Linked DNA regions of Homo sapiens: region 2 is linked to region 1. The links are chromatin contacts, found by Hi-C or POLR2A ChIA-PET in ENCODE. All regions are on one chromosome and are shown on one strand. The core of a region is the stretch at or near the end of the contact, and the rest is flanking DNA. Distances in the headings are between cores, read along the strand shown.

Region 1 (7,277 bases), core at 4,623-7,122:
ACTTAAGACTCATTATGGTAAAAACAAATTCTTACATTTTTCTGTCTTTCTAAAAGTGTAGTGGTTATGGCTAAAGACTAATCAACATTACAGATCCAATCTGTTGTCAAAGAACACAATTTCTGACCTGGTAACAAAATTGTTCTGATAATCTGACACATGGCCAAGATTCTCAGACAAGAATTAAAGGCATTCTTTTGGATTCTGTCCTTTAATAACTTTCAGAGGCTTCCAGCTCAGTAAAGACACTGATCAAATCTTGGTAAAAATGGGCTCGTGTGCAGACTTTAGGTGATGTTCTTCAGCAAATTCAACAGGCCAAAGGAGTGTTTGTCACTGACAGAGCTCTCACCACTCACTGGTTCTGTGCCAGTTTTCCATAGCCTCCTCTCCCAGCATCGTAGTCCTGCCGATACTCATCCCGAACCTTTAATGGAAAGAATCCAGAGTTACAGTATGGAAAAGAATGGTGTAACAAATATGCCTCCCACAAACATGTTAGACAAACAGTGAAACCTGTTCAGATGCCACAATGTGAACATTTCAAGCAGGACATATGCACTTCAGCTCACTTCAGTGCGTTTTGCTTTCATTTTAGATGTTCCTGCAGGTGGAAGATACCTAGCCCTAGCAGAAGTTCAAGAATGGTTGCTTGTTAGAAACGTACAGAACATACCATTTCACGGTTTAAAAAAAAAATTCACCCAAACCGTTGGGTGGTTTTCAGATCCACTTCAAGCCAAGGTTATAGACACAAAGTTATTTACAAAAGAGTAAATACAAATTGCCAAAACACCTGTCATTGTGACTGGAATCCCAGGCAATGGCTGAGCCCAGAGACCCTTCTTGCATACCTGGCCCCCAGATCGCCCACGGCCGTATTGCCTGCCCTCCTTAAAGCCTGCGTCCCAGTCTGTGCGAATGATTCGGTCATCCAGACGCGTCCCATTTATGTACCGCATGGCGTTTTCCGCATCTGCGCGTGAGTAATATCTTAAGTATTAAGGAACACTAGCATTTTTCCAAACATTTCTGGAAATAGGGGAACAACATGTAAATGAAGCTGAGTTGTTAAAAAGTACAAGAGCTAATCCAACCAGATGGAGTTCAAAGACAGTAATTCAGCTTGCCCAGGCCTGTTTGCGATTGGTTTGGAAGCACATAGAGTCAAATATGACACGTATCCATGGCTACACTGATCATATTTCTTGGACATTCCTGTTGATAATTTTTGGTCCCATCATCTCTGTATTTTGGTTTGCAAGTTTAGATCACTGTACACTTCTTATCCAAGAAACCAGTGCTGTATATTCAAGTTAGGTTCTGTACATTCCAAGGCACCCTAATCAAGAGAAGGTCACCGTGCACGTGGAATTGTGCTGCACTTCACTAAAGGAAAGACTCAAGCTGTCACCAAGGTAGCAGTTCCCAAACCTACTTCATCAGAGACCTCCCTTTAATTAAAGGGGAAGACATTTAATCTCAGACAAATAAAAATAAGACAACAGTGTTCTGAATAAACCATCTGGAGAAACTAGTATCTTTGATGTTAGCAAGCCAAAATAAAATCTCTTTTCATTCTAGCATTTGGGAAACCTGTGTATCCCCGAGGCAAGCCTGCAATCTGGGAGAGAAGCCCTGCCTGGGTCCAGTGAGTCAGCATTCTTTTCCTTAATTATGAGCAGAAATCCAGGGATCACCAGACACTTAAGGAAAAATTTCAACCGAAACAAACATAATTCAGGGCACAGGAAAAAATTCAAAAGATATATTAAATTGGGCCTGCAAAATTTCTCAGAATATTAAATTGAATGACCAAAACATACAGTAAAAAGAACATAGGATAAATCCAAGAGGTCCAATACTTAAAAGAGTCTGAGTAAGGGAATTAAATGATCAAAGTAAATAGTTTTGGTTTGTACCTATACAGTCAGGTTATATACATCTATATAATGAAATACTATACAGCTATTTACTTAAAAGTTTTTTTCTTTAAAGATGGGGTCTTAACCCGTCACCCCCGCTGGAACACAGTCACAACTCAGTGCAGCCTTGAAATCTTGGGCTCAACTGATCCTCCTGCCTCAGCTTCCTGAGCAGCTGGCACTACAAACACCAGCCACCATGCCCAGCTGTACAGCTATTTTAAAAAAAGACCTACATATGCTGAAATGGAACAATAAAAAATAAAAAAATGATTTTAAAAACAGCACATGAAATACACTACCGCACACCCACAGGGTTACTTCTTGAAAGACGCCCAAGAAACTGGTAACTGACTGCCTCTGGCAAAGGGCATTAGGGGTTTAGAACAGTACGAGATTTTTATATTTTCACTACATTCTTTGGAATTTTTTTTTTTTTACGTGAAGGGCAAACATTCTTGAAAAACTTTTTGTTAAAGAACCATAAAGCATGGATTTCAGAAGAGAATATAAATAGTATCAGCTTTACAGTATAAGGGCAGAGACACACTGGGTGGAAAGTAGGAGGGAGATGAAGGAAAACGTAGGGACGAGTGCAGGGACGCTTATGAGCTACCACTCTCAGCTCTACCCTGGTTCAGCAGCTACATTAGATCCATGGGAAGGATACTCCACAAAACAGAATCCACATGCTGTTTTCTTCATTTTATCCAGACCCATAATGATTTTCTTTATGTCACCACTTTTGCTGAAGAGTTCATAGATTTGTTCTTCAGTTGTGTAAAAAGAAAGATTTCCAACATATAACGTACAGCTTTTCTTCAGTAATTTTTCTTGTTCTTCATTGTCACCCTAGAATTTCAAATAGAGACAAAAGTTAAGCAACTTCAGAGCCTTGCTTAAATAGTATTTCTAAGTACGGTAGAGACATTCATTAATTCTGGTTTGGAAATCAACTTCTCTCATCCCAGCCTACCAGAAATCCCTTGCCCAAAAAGGGGGATGTCGACCTTCTGTGAAGCACTTATGCGAAGTCCAGACTCTTAGTAGAGACAGGGCTCAAAAGTTATACCACATACAACAAAGTCACTTCTACGCCCGACTGCCACGCAAGCGGCTTCCCTTTTCCCTGCACACACCATATCCTCAGCAGTGCATCCTTTAAACCCAAGTGTAGACTCTGGACCTTGACCCAATATATGACAAAGGGCCCTTTTATCCTTCGTAGTGAAAAATAAGTGGGTTTTCAGAGAGAGAGAGAGTTCCTCTTTAATAACCCCCTAGAGACTGTTGAAAGCCACAACCTTGATGCTTTACGTGCTCATAGATCTTTCTCTGAGTTTAGGGGAAAATGTAGTGATCACTAAAAACAAAACAGAGCTCACTTTCTTAATGGGCTTCCAAATTGGGATGACAGGATGAAGCCAGAGACTTAAGCATATAACTGGGCTTCATCCAACACACCTGACAGACAAAGCCCTGGGTCCAAAATGGCTCATCGGGGTCAGGCGCGGTGGCTCATGCCTGTAATCCCAGCACTTTGGGAGGCTGAGGCGAGTGGATCGCCTGAGGTCAAGAGTTTGAGACCAGCCTGGCTAACATAGTGAATGAAACCCTGTCTCTACTAAAAATACAAAAATTAGCTGGGCATGGTAGCAGCGGGCGCCTGTAATCCCAGCTACTCGGGAGGCTGAAGCAGGAGAATCGCTTGAACCTGGGAGGTGGAGGTTGCAGGGAGCTGAGATTGCACCACTGCACTTGAGCCTGGACAACAAGAGTGAAACTCTATCTCAAAAAAAAAAAGTCCACAGGACAATAGTCATTGTATGTTAAAAAGAGGTTTTCGGAACTTTGGAGTGAGACATTAGAGAAAGTAAATTCCTTTCATTTTACTGCTGTTACTGATTTGTGAACATGGAAAGGAGGCATCTTCTTTTTCTACTTTTCTCACACATGTAAGTAAGATCCAAATAAATAGCCTACAGTTTAAGATAACTGTGGTGTAAGTGCTTAAAGTATATTAATATGGATTCCATTCACAGAATGCTAGAAATTCCACATGACAGTATGGCATTAGCATCTAAAAAAAGCTACAGGTTTAGACTGAGGAGATGAATAATAGACAAAGTCAGAAGGTTCCAGTTTTCATCTCACAGGATGCTTTAAGTTCAAAATGGTCAGGATGTGGAACTGTCTAAAGTAGTAACTAAAAGTGGTAGAAGTGCAAATCATGCCTGGCACTTAGGCATCCCAGCACTTTGGGAAGCCCCAGGCAGGTGGATCGCTTGAGTCCCAGAGTTCGAGACTGGCCTGAGCAACACAGGGAGACCCTGTCTCTACAAAAAATTAGCTGGATGTGGTGGCGCGAGCCTGTGGTCCCAGCTTCTCAGGAGGCTGAGGTGGGTAGGATCACTTAGGCTCAGGAGGTTGAGGCTGCGTGAGCCGTGATTGCGCCACTGCACTTCAGCCTAGGCAATAAAGCGAGACTCTGTCTCAAAAAATAAAATACATTAACTGAATAAATTTTTTTTTTTTGAGAAGGAATATCGCTCTGTTGCCCAGGCTGGAGTGCAGTGGCGCGATCTCACAGCAACCTCCACCTCCCCGGTTCAAGCGATTCTCCTGCCTCAGCCTCCCGAATAGCTGGGATTACAAGCGCCTGCCACCACGCCCGCCTAATTTTTGTATTTTTAGTAAGACGGGGTTTCACCATCTTGGCCAGGCTAGTCTTGAACTCCTAACCTCGTGATCCACCCGCCTCAGCCTCCCAAAGTGCTGGGATTACAGGCGTGAGCCACCGTTCCCAGCCTTGACTAAATAAATCTAAGAGCTTCCCTAATTTAGCGTCAAACAAAATTTCCCTTTCCCTACTCTAGTAACACATTTCACACATTCTCCACACTTACCCTCTGCTATATGCGCCCCTTCCTTTCCCAGTCACAAGGGGATTTTTCCCTTTTCTGAATCCTCACTACAGGGGATTATGAGCTCGCAGAGCGCAGAAACTGTCTTCCCTCTCCCTCTAGGGTTTAGCACAAGGATTTGGCGACAGCACTCGATAAACGTTTACTAAATAATTGGGTTAATGAGTCCCGCCCCGCCAACCCCCAACCGTATTCCATCCCTACCTCCGCTGATACTGAAAAGTCTACTTTGAATATCTGCTGCCTCCCCTTTTTCCACAAAATATACTGTGATATAGTCCGGACTAAAAATTTCCCTCTTCTGAAATCCAGCAATTCTCCGATCTTTACATCCGAACACCCTCAAAGTGCCGAGCTTGGCGGGTCCACCTCCCCACTCCGAAGCTTCCCCGAGGGCGGAGTGAGGACTCCACTTGTGTCTCCCACGCACCGCGTACAGCTTCCGTAACACCATCCTCCCAGAGAAGGGGCCCGAATCGCCGAAGGGCACTGCTTCGCCGATTTAAAAAACAAAGCAAAAAGCCCCGCATCTGCATCAGGAAGGCGCCTCTGCCTACTCTGGGAGAGAGAAGGGCACCCCTCCCCCTTGCTACGTAGTCGTCTGCGGAGGCACAACCGTGGAAACGGGAGCCGCCACCACCACCACCGCTCAAACCTCTCGGCACTGGCTGGGGTACAGGGAGCGGCTGCGAGCGAATGGGATAAGCGAGCCTCCAGTTCCCCGTCTTCCAGAGCAAGTGGCTTCAGTGATATCCAAGCGCCCTTCCAGCACCCATTCCCTGCCTCGCCAGCAGGCACCGGGGCCCCACTTGGCGTTTGCGGATTTCAGCTGAATGGGAGGCGACACAATGAGACAAGAGCAAACCGTTTCTCAGCGTTCTTGCCCAGGGCCTTCCCGTCTCGCGGCCCGGCCTCCCTCACCCGGAAGTGCTGGTCCCGGTACTGGCTCAGCTCCACGTAGGAGTCGCTGCGCAGCGCCTTCAGGAGGCCACCCGACATAGTGCAGAGAAGCGGACCACAATGCGGCGACTCCCGGCACGAGGCTGCGTCCGCGATGGCGGAAGCGGAAACGCGCGGAGGCGAGCATCTCATTGGACCCAATCCGAGGGCGGCGTGTCGTCATCAAGCTGCGCGGGGGCATAGACGTCCGGGTCGGGCGCCGCGGGGCGGAAGACGAGGGCGGCGAGGTCGGGTTCCGGGCGCTTGGAGAAGATGGTGCTGCGGCGGCTGCTGGCCGCCCTGCTGCACAGCCCGCAGCTGGTGGAACGTCTGTCAGAGTCGCGGCCTATCCGACGTGCGGCGCAGCTCACGGCCTTCGCACTGCTGCAGGCCCAGCTGCGGGGCCAGGACGCGGCCCGCCGCCTGCAGGACCTCGCGGCTGGGCCCGTGGGCTCCCTGTGCCGCCGCGCTGAGCGATTTAGAGACGCCTTCACCCAGGAGCTACGCCGCGGCCTCCGAGGCCGCTCGGGGCCACCACCAGGTAGCCAGAGGGGCCCTGGCGCAAACATTTAATCCTGGGCTGTGCGGGGCCGAGGCCGCTTGCTTTTCCTTCCGGGCTCTACAGTGGCATCAATGTGGAGGGGTCATTCCGGGCACTGCGCGCGGCTTCGAATCCCGACTGGGATTGTTGGCCTGCAGACATCCCACGCATAAGAGCCTAGGCCAGACCGCCCGCTCCGTTGAAGTCTTGTGATTGGACAAGACACAGTGTGGAGACAGCCCTAAGCCTAACAGAGATGAAGGTAGGCTGGGTCCAGACACGGCACCTACGGAGAGCCACGGACCGAAGCCAGAGAGCCTTTCCTCTGCAAGTGGGACTGAAACTCTTGACAGATGCTGCTCAATCTGACTGGTATAGCAGGACAGTTAATTCCAGGGACGATATGGATGAAAAGACAACCCTACAGCTGCCAAATTCCTTTGATTAAATGTGTGAGCTGGTTGATAGGCATGAGTGTGATACTTCTCAGGCAAGATGTGTTAAGAATACCGGGGACTGTAGGCCTATGGTAATAATAAACACGTATTTTATGAAATGAGTCTTCTGTGCTGGGACTTGCTCATTGCACTCTATGTGTTATCTCACTCCTTACAACGACATTCACATGAGGAAGCAGATTACTTTTTGGATTTTTTTGTAGAGATGGGGTGGTCTCGAACTCTTGGGCGCAAGTGATCCTCCCGCCTCAGCCTCCCAAAGTGCTGGGATTATAGGCAAGAGCCACTGCGATGGAAACAGAGGCTGCTGCTTAAGTTGCCCAAAGTCTTGCAGAGTGGGATGTGAGCAGAGGCATTTGACTCCAGGGCCTAAGTCCTTAACACAGCTCTGCAGCATTTACCCTGATACTCAACCCCTTCCTTCCCCAACCCCCCACCATCAGGCATTAAGACTACTGCCTAGGGGCAGGGCCTGGTGGCAGTTGTGTCT
Region 2 (7,277 bases), core at 1-2,500, 730 kb before region 1:
GCAGCTGGCCCCTGAGACGCCTGCCTCACGACATTGTCCTGTCCCAGGAACTGGACTTTAGGAGGAGGGGAAGCTGGAGGGGGATGCAGCTTGACTCTTGGGAGAGACTTTGAGGTGTCTGGGCACAGGAGTGGGGAGTCCTCCGGGTACCCCATCAGGGACTGCTTCCACTGCTTGTATGGCCTCACCAGCCCAGCGCAGGAAGCCCCCTCTCCCTTCCCAGAATTGACCCTCTGCACCCTCTCCTGGGCCCTCTTCTCACTACCTCCATCTCCACCATGCCCCAACAGAGCCCCTCCCCCAGGCCCCTTTGGCCGCTCTCCACACCCCACAGCTTTCTGTCTGACCTGGTTTCTTAGCCTCTCTGGACCTCAGCCTCCTTATCTGTAAAATGGGAATAAGGATACTACTTCCCTTGTAACGCGGTGGTAAAGTTTAAATAAGCTAAGGAACACACTGCATGTCCTGCGGGCCCTGGCACACCAGACATGCTGACAGACGCTGGCTGCTTTCATCAGCTATGCAACCAAATTCTAAGGGGCCCTTCGTATGTGTCAGGCTGCGTGCCAGGAACCTAGAGGTACCACCGTACCACAGTACAAGATGCTGTGTCTGGCTTCGAAGAGATTTCAGTCTATGTGGAGAGAGAGAAAAGGGAAGCTATCAGCCAATAAAATCGTTTGCAAGCCTGTAATTCAGCAGGTTTTCAAGACCTGTCAAATGCCCAGCAATCTCACTCTGCAACTCTGCCTCTTAAATACAGCATCTTCCGGCCCAGCGTGGGGGTGGCTAAGCCCATCATCCAGATGTGATGAACTGGGGTCTGGGAAACCCACACCGGCCTCATCTGGCTTTTCCAGCCTGTCCTCCCTTCCACACATCAGGCTGACAGCACCAAACACGGCCGAGGCCTCAGCCCTGAGTCTCCCCGCTGCAGAGTGCCCAAGCCTGAGTTCCAGCAGGTTCTTCAGGGGCCGCTGACCAGGGAACACTGCGGTGAGGAGCGAGGACTTCGTCCCCACCCCGGCCCAGGGCAGGGGCTTCGTGGTGAGCCCACCCCACCCCAGAAGGCTCCTGGAAGGGCAGGGCAGACTGGCAGCAAAATCCTATAGGATGGGCCGGGCCAGAGGCAAGGGGTGGCCAAAGGCACCTGTCCAAGAGGTGGGAGGGACCACACCTGGGGGCAGGGACGAGTCAGGCACAGGGAACTCCGCCAGCCTAGAGGATCAAATTCCTCCGGGGTGAACTCTGAGATAGAAAGTTGGCCCGGGAAGCTCAAGGAGGGAGAGCGGCAGAGGGGAAGACTCTGCAATTCTGCTTGCCCCCCACCCCGGCCCAGGCAAGCCACCCTGCCCCCGGCCCCCACCTGCCCGCCCCGCCTGCCCTTCCTCACCCCGGTGCCTGCGGGATTGCTGGAGAGAACGCGGCGATGGAGCCGGGCAGGACCCAGATAAAGCTTGACCCCAGGTAAGTGAGGGCGGCGGGCCCTGGGCCAGTCGCTGGGCAGCGGTGGCCCCTATCCCGCGGCCTGTCCTCTCTCCCTCCCAGAGCCCTTTGGCGGCCGCACTCAGAATGAGACAGGACTGGAAATGCTCTAGCTGTTCCTAGGTCCTCAGGGACAACGTGGGTTTGGGCCAGGGTGTGACACTCCAGGGCCTCGGCCTTGCCCCCCAGCGTGGGGAGAGAAAGGTCGCAGAGCGGGGGCTGTGGAAGGCATTCGCAGAGGAAATGGCAGCATCCCTCAGCAGCAGGGGGCCCGTCCGTCTGTAAGGACTCACCCTTCCTCTGGGATCCTGCTCTTCCTCTCTGGTCAGTCCCTGGGCTGCTGCCCGACCCGCATGGAGAGAATCCACGGTGGGCTCTTCAGGCACGGCAGCCAGGCACAGCCTGGCTAGGTGGCAGCTTGTCTTACTCCCCCACCTGGGCCAGTTCTCCACTCCCTCTAAGAAAAGGGCCCTGAGGCCGGGCGCCTGTAATCCCAGCACTTTGGGAGGCTGAGGCGGGAGTCCAGGAGTTTAAGCCCAGTTCCAGTTTGAGTCCTGGAGTTCGAGACCAGTGTCTGAGCAACATGGCGAAATCCTGTCTCTACCAAAAATATAAAAAATTAGCCGGGCCTGGTGGCGTGCACCTGTAGTCCCAGCTTACTCATGGGGATGGGGGTTGAGTAGATCACTTGAGCCCAGGAGGTCAAGGCTGCCTGTATGAGCCAAGACAGACCACTGCACTCCAGCCTGGACAACAGAGCAAGACCCTGTCTCAAAAAGAAAAAAAAAGAAAGAAAAAGGAAGGAAGGAAGGAAGGAAAGAGAAGGGGAAGGAAGAGAGAAAGAGAAAGAGAGAGCAGAAGGAAGGAAGGAAGGAGAAGGGGAAGGGGAAGGGAGAGAGAAAGAGAAAGAGAGAGTGAAAGGAAGGAAGGAAGGAAAGAAAGAAAGAGAGAGAAAGAGGCCCTGAGGGGAAATGGACAAAGTCCTGCACTCAGGAGTGGTTGAGGGTCCAGTGTGCAACCCTCCCCCTTCCCCCAGCCCCCATGGTTCTGAGCACAGGCTGGTGTCTCGCCAGGTACACAGCAGATCTTCTGGAGGTGCTGAAGACCAATTACGGCATCCCCTCCGCCTGCTTCTCTCAGCCTCCCACAGCAGCCCAACTCCTGAGAGGTGAGTGGGGACCCTCCTCAGAGGGAACTGAGAGGAGGGAAACCAGGATAGCTGAGTGGAGCTGGGGAGAGGCGGCCCTGAGCTGGTGCACCTGGGCAGCCGGGGAGAATAACTGGCCCGGTGTCTGTCATCGTGGTTAAGGCTCTGGAGAAGGGCAATGCCTCAAGGAGTCAGTGGGTCAAAAGGGTAGCATGAGAGCCTGGCTCCGGAGAGCAACCGTCATGTTGGGCCTCCACAAAACTGGCCTCAAAGCTCATTCAAACTGCGGACACTGCGACCTGGGGCGCTTTTTCAGACCCCAGAGCCATCTGGGGACCCAAGATGGTGCCCAAGTGGTCCAAGCCCCATCGGGTCTCCTGGAGGGCTGCACGGCATCCGCCCTGGACCCATGTCACTCTAGAGGGTGGTTACGGTGAGTGACGTGCTTCACACAGGTGAACCAGTTGTATTTGTTTTACGATCCAGCCTTTCTGAAAAACCTTTGTCCTCACTGGAGCATTCTGTTGTCGGGTTTTTGTGTGTGTGTTTGTGGGTATTTGCCTCATTCCACCCCTGAGCTCTCAGGTGGACAGATGGGATTCAAAAACCTGTTCTACAGTGTTTATTGTAGTGGAGTAATTTGTTTGCAATAATAAGTCATAATTGTCCACTGAAGGGGAGGGTGTGGGGATCCCCGAGGCCAGCTCAAGTTCAGCTGTTGGAAGAATTCCTTGACTGGAAATTTTACCTTTGCGTTTTGTCGCTCTGTTTCCTGAAGATAACTTGGGGTGCTCCTGGTCGTCCATCTACTGCTTTGATTCCTTGGATCCCACCCATTCTTTCACTTTAAGAAAAAACAAGTAATTGTTGCAGAGGTCTCTGTTTTGCAGCTTCCCTTTTGCAAGAAGCACTTTTTCCAAATAAAACAGTAATTAAAAAAAAAAAAACATAGGTGAACCTGCAAAAGTCCTCGCAGTGTTGGCCAACAAGATTCTATTACTGAATTACTTTTGAAAGTGAAAGGCATTGGCTGGGAGCGGTGGCTCACGCCTGTAATCCCTGCACTTTGGGAGGCCGAGGCAGGTGGATCACTTGAAGCCAGAAGTTGGAGACCAGCCTGGCCAACATGGTGAAACCCCGTCTCTACTGAAAATACAAAAATTAGCCAGGCGTGGTGGCGGGCACCTGTAATCCCAGCTACTCGGGAGGCTGAGGCAGGAGAGTTGCTTGAACTCGGGAGGCGGAGGTTGCAGTGAGCCGAGATCACGCCACTGCACTGCAGCCTGGGCAACAGAGTGAGTGAGACTCCGTCTCAAAAATAAAAGAAAAAAAAGGAAAAGAAAAAGAAAGTGAAAGGCATAGGATGGGGCTCAGCTTATTCCCCGGACACCAAAAACATTGAGAATCACGGCCCGAGCATGCTTAGAGAAAATGTGACTCACGCCTGCGTTTTATTTTGTTTTCCTGCTGCATACTGACTACCTCTGAAATGTTGGATACAAGTCTGTGTCTCTGTAGCACATTTAACACGTTTCCCAGGCAACAGGAAGCTCTCAGTGTGCGTTCTGTTGCAGACGTGGGCGTGTCCTTGGGCTGTGTAGGGCTTCATTTCAGATGATCTGAACCAGAGCGGTTGCCAACTGCCAGTGTCCGGAGATGCCTGGTGGCCACTCTGTGGTTAGTGGCAGTAGGTGGCTGCTACATCTAGTTCCAGTGAACCTCCTGTTGAGAGAGTGCAGCTGGTGGTACAAGCCTTCCCTTACACAGCAGCTGTCCCCCCAGGGAATATTTGGCAGTGTCGGGAGACTTCCGGTTGCCACACTGGAAGGTGCTACTGGCATCTCGTGGTCAGAGGCCAGGAAAGCTGCTAAACTTCCTACAGGGCACGGGAAGAGCCCCCACAGAAAAGATTATTCAGGCCAAAGTGTCAATAGTGCTCAGGTTGAGAAACCTTGCCTCACGCAATGAAAACGGTTCTCACATTGCTTTGCTTCAGAATGTGCAAACGGAAACCCCAAGGCTGTTCAGAACAGGCCATTCTGAGTCTGCTAGTCCAGCAAGCCTCGCCGCAGGCAGAGTGGGGAGGATTTGGCCAGCGGGCCCTCCTGGGACAGGGAAGCTGCGAGGATGAGTTCGGGGACGCCCCAGGCCCAGGGGAGCGAGGTCTGGCAGGATTCAAGGATCCTGGTGGAAGAGCAGGGGACAATTGAGAGGGCCGGGCAGGAGAGGTGAGGCCCGCTGCGCGCCGGGCTGGCGGAGGAGCTGTGCTTTATCCCGCAGCGAGAAGGAGCTCGTGAAGGCTCTGAGGCTGGGAGTGGCTGGATGAAAGTCGTGCTTCTCGGCCATTCGTTAGTAATCAGGATGGACTGCAGAGGAAGAGGCTTAAGAAGCAGGGATGCGGCCGGACACCGTGGCTCATGCCTGTAATCCCAGCACTTTGGGAGGCCGAGGCAGGCGGATCATCTGCGGTCAAGAGTTCAAGATCAGCCTGGCCAATGTGGTGAAATCCTGTCTCTACTGAAAATACAAAAATTAGCCAGGTGTGGTGGCGCGTGCCTGTAATCCCAGCTACTCAGGAGGCTGAGGCAGGAGAATCGCTTGAACCCGGGAGGCAGAGGTTGCAGTGAGCCGAGATCTCACCATTGCACTCCAGCCTGGGTGACAGAACAAGACTCCGTCTCAACAACAGCAAAAAATAGGCAGGGATGTAAATGAGAGGTCGTTGCCCCGGCCTGCCATGCGGGAAAAGAGTCTGAGGCAGGGCAGTGGCAGGGAAAGAAGAGGAAGGGTTGGGAAACAGGCAGTTCAAAGAAAGAGCAGGCAATCTAGGAAAGACCTAGGCGTGTAAGTGCTGGTTCTGGGCAATGGTGACGGCACAGCCAGAAATAGGAGAAGCAGGAAGAAGTGCCTCTGGGAGGCTGTGGCGAAACTCCTTCCTCGCTTCATTTGTAAACTTTGTTGTTCCTTAATTTTTCTTTTTTTTTTTTTTTTTGAGACAGGGTCTCACTGTGTCACTCAGGCTGGAGTGCAGTGGTGCGATCTCGGCTTACCCCAACCCTCCACCTGCTGGGCTCAGGTGATCCTCCCACCTCAGCCTCCCTAGTAGCTGGGGACCACAGGCACATGCCACCAAGCCCAGCTAATTTTTGTATTTTTTTGTAGAGGTGGAGTTTCTCCATGTTGCCCAGGCTGGTCTCGAACTTAAAATTAAATGCTAAGAAAACTATTTCAGGCCAGTCACGGTGGCCCATGCTGCAACCCCAGGAGGTCGAGGTTGCAGTGAGCTATGATTGCACCACCAGCCTCAGCCTGGGCAACAGACCGAAACCCTGTCTCAATTTAAAAAAAAGAGAGAGAGAAAAAAAAGCTATTATTCTAGAAGAATGATTGAATCAATTTTTTTTTTTTAATTTTAAAATCACGGCTCACGGCAGCTCGAGCTCTGGGCTCAAGTGATCCTCCCACCTCATCCTCTCGAGTAGCTGGGACTGCAGGCACACACCACCATGCCTGGGCTAACTTTCAATTTTTGTAGAGACAGAGTCTGACTTCGTTGCCCAGGCTGATCTCAAACGCTCCAGCTCAAGCGATCCTCCTGCCTCGGCCTCCTGAAGGGCTGGGATTACAGGCGTGAATCACTGCGCCCGGCCTTAAAGCTACTTTTTATTGAACAAATACTACACGCCAGGTGCTTTGCTAAGAAGCTTAAGGAGAGGATAAGTAACCTGTCTATGGCCATAGAGCTATTAGTAAGTGGCATTTTACTTTGTTTTTGTTTGTTTGTTTGTTTGGTTTGGTTTTTTGTTTTTTTTTTTTAAGAGACAGAGTCTCGCTCTGTCCCCCAGGCTGGAGTGCAGTGGTGTGATCTCAGCTCACTACAAGCTCCGCCTCCCAGGTTCACGCCATTCTCCTGCCTCAGCCTCCCGAGTAGCTGGGACTACAGGCGCCCGCCACCACACCCGGCTAATTTTTTGTATATTTTTTAGTAGAGACGGGGTTTCACCGTGTTAGTCAGGATGGTCTCGATCTCCTGACCTCGTGATCCGCCCGCCTCGGCCTCCCAATGTGCTGGGATGACAGGCGTGAGCCCCCCCGCCCGGCCTGGCATTTTGCTTTGAACTCAAGTGTCTGACTCCAGTGCTCTACACTGTGCTCCTAAGCTACTGGAAGCAAATATGCAAGCATGGAAATAATTTTTGGTTAGAAAGCTGGGATTATGGGTGATTACTCTTTTTTCAAATTCTTATTTAATGTTCCTGTTTTCATTATTTTAAAAAGTAGTCTTTGCTATTCCAGAGACAGTGGGAAATTTAATAGTTGCTATAAGTATGATTATATTCAAAATGGTCAACTAGACAAGCATTTCCCAAAGTCTCAGACTCTTAATCCCAAGGAGTCCTTCATGGAAACAGAGTTCTGTAGGAAGTTAAGTTTTGTGACCAGGCACGGTGGCTCACACCTGTAATCCCAGCACTTTGGGAGGCCGAGGCGGGTGGATCACTTGAGGTCAGGAGTTTGAGACCAGCCTGCCCAACATGGTGAAACCCTATCTCTACTTAAAATACAAAAATTAGCTGGGCATGGTGGTGGGTACCTGTAATCCCAGCTACCTGGGAGGCGGAGGCAGAAGAATTGCTTGGATCCA

The links. Hi-C counts contacts between places; a loop is a spot of excess contacts on that map. ChIA-PET counts read pairs that join two places held with the same protein, here RNA polymerase II (POLR2A). Pooled maps may share reads with other maps.
Region 2: a loop to region 1 is called in a pooled map, with 14 times the contacts of the local background. The contact joins the promoter of SLC51A here to the promoter of NCBP2 in region 1. A Hi-C loop is called at or near these places in 9 of 50 pooled maps. POLR2A ChIA-PET finds 5 or more read pairs at or near these places in 2 of 52 experiments (CD4-positive, alpha-beta T cell and PC-9).

The regions. Positions count from the first base shown.
Region 1 is chr3:196,936,656-196,943,932 of GRCh38, forward strand. NCBP2 (nuclear cap binding protein subunit 2) reads right to left here and starts at 5,873. Exons shown (of 4, transcript NM_007362.5): 1 at 5,771-5,873; 2 at 2,596-2,777; 3 at 855-993; 4 at 1-427. The coding sequence starts at 5,848. The coding sequence ends at 356. It overlaps NCBP2AS2 (NCBP2 antisense 2 (head to head)), which reads left to right and starts at 6,019. Exons shown (of 1, transcript NM_001355243.2): 1 at 6,019-6,888. The coding sequence starts at 6,062. The coding sequence ends at 6,361. It overlaps NCBP2-AS1 (NCBP2 antisense RNA 1), which reads left to right and starts at 3,222. Exons shown (of 3, transcript NR_046630.1): 1 at 3,222-3,472; 2 at 4,319-4,487; 3 at 5,738-5,879. RefSeq lists enhancers at 5,205-5,878, 5,337-5,576, 5,607-5,746, 5,797-6,096, 5,879-6,552 and 2 more.
Region 2 is chr3:196,215,284-196,222,560 of GRCh38, forward strand. It overlaps SLC51A (solute carrier family 51 member A), which reads left to right and starts at 1,251. Exons shown (of 9, transcript NM_152672.6): 1 at 1,251-1,467; 2 at 2,559-2,653. The coding sequence starts at 1,430. LOC105374304 (a long non-coding RNA gene) reads right to left here and starts at 5,108. Exons shown (of 4, transcript XR_001740544.2): 1 at 4,075-5,108; 2 at 3,381-3,476. RefSeq lists enhancers at 3,953-4,102, 4,183-4,362 and a silencer at 4,015-4,309.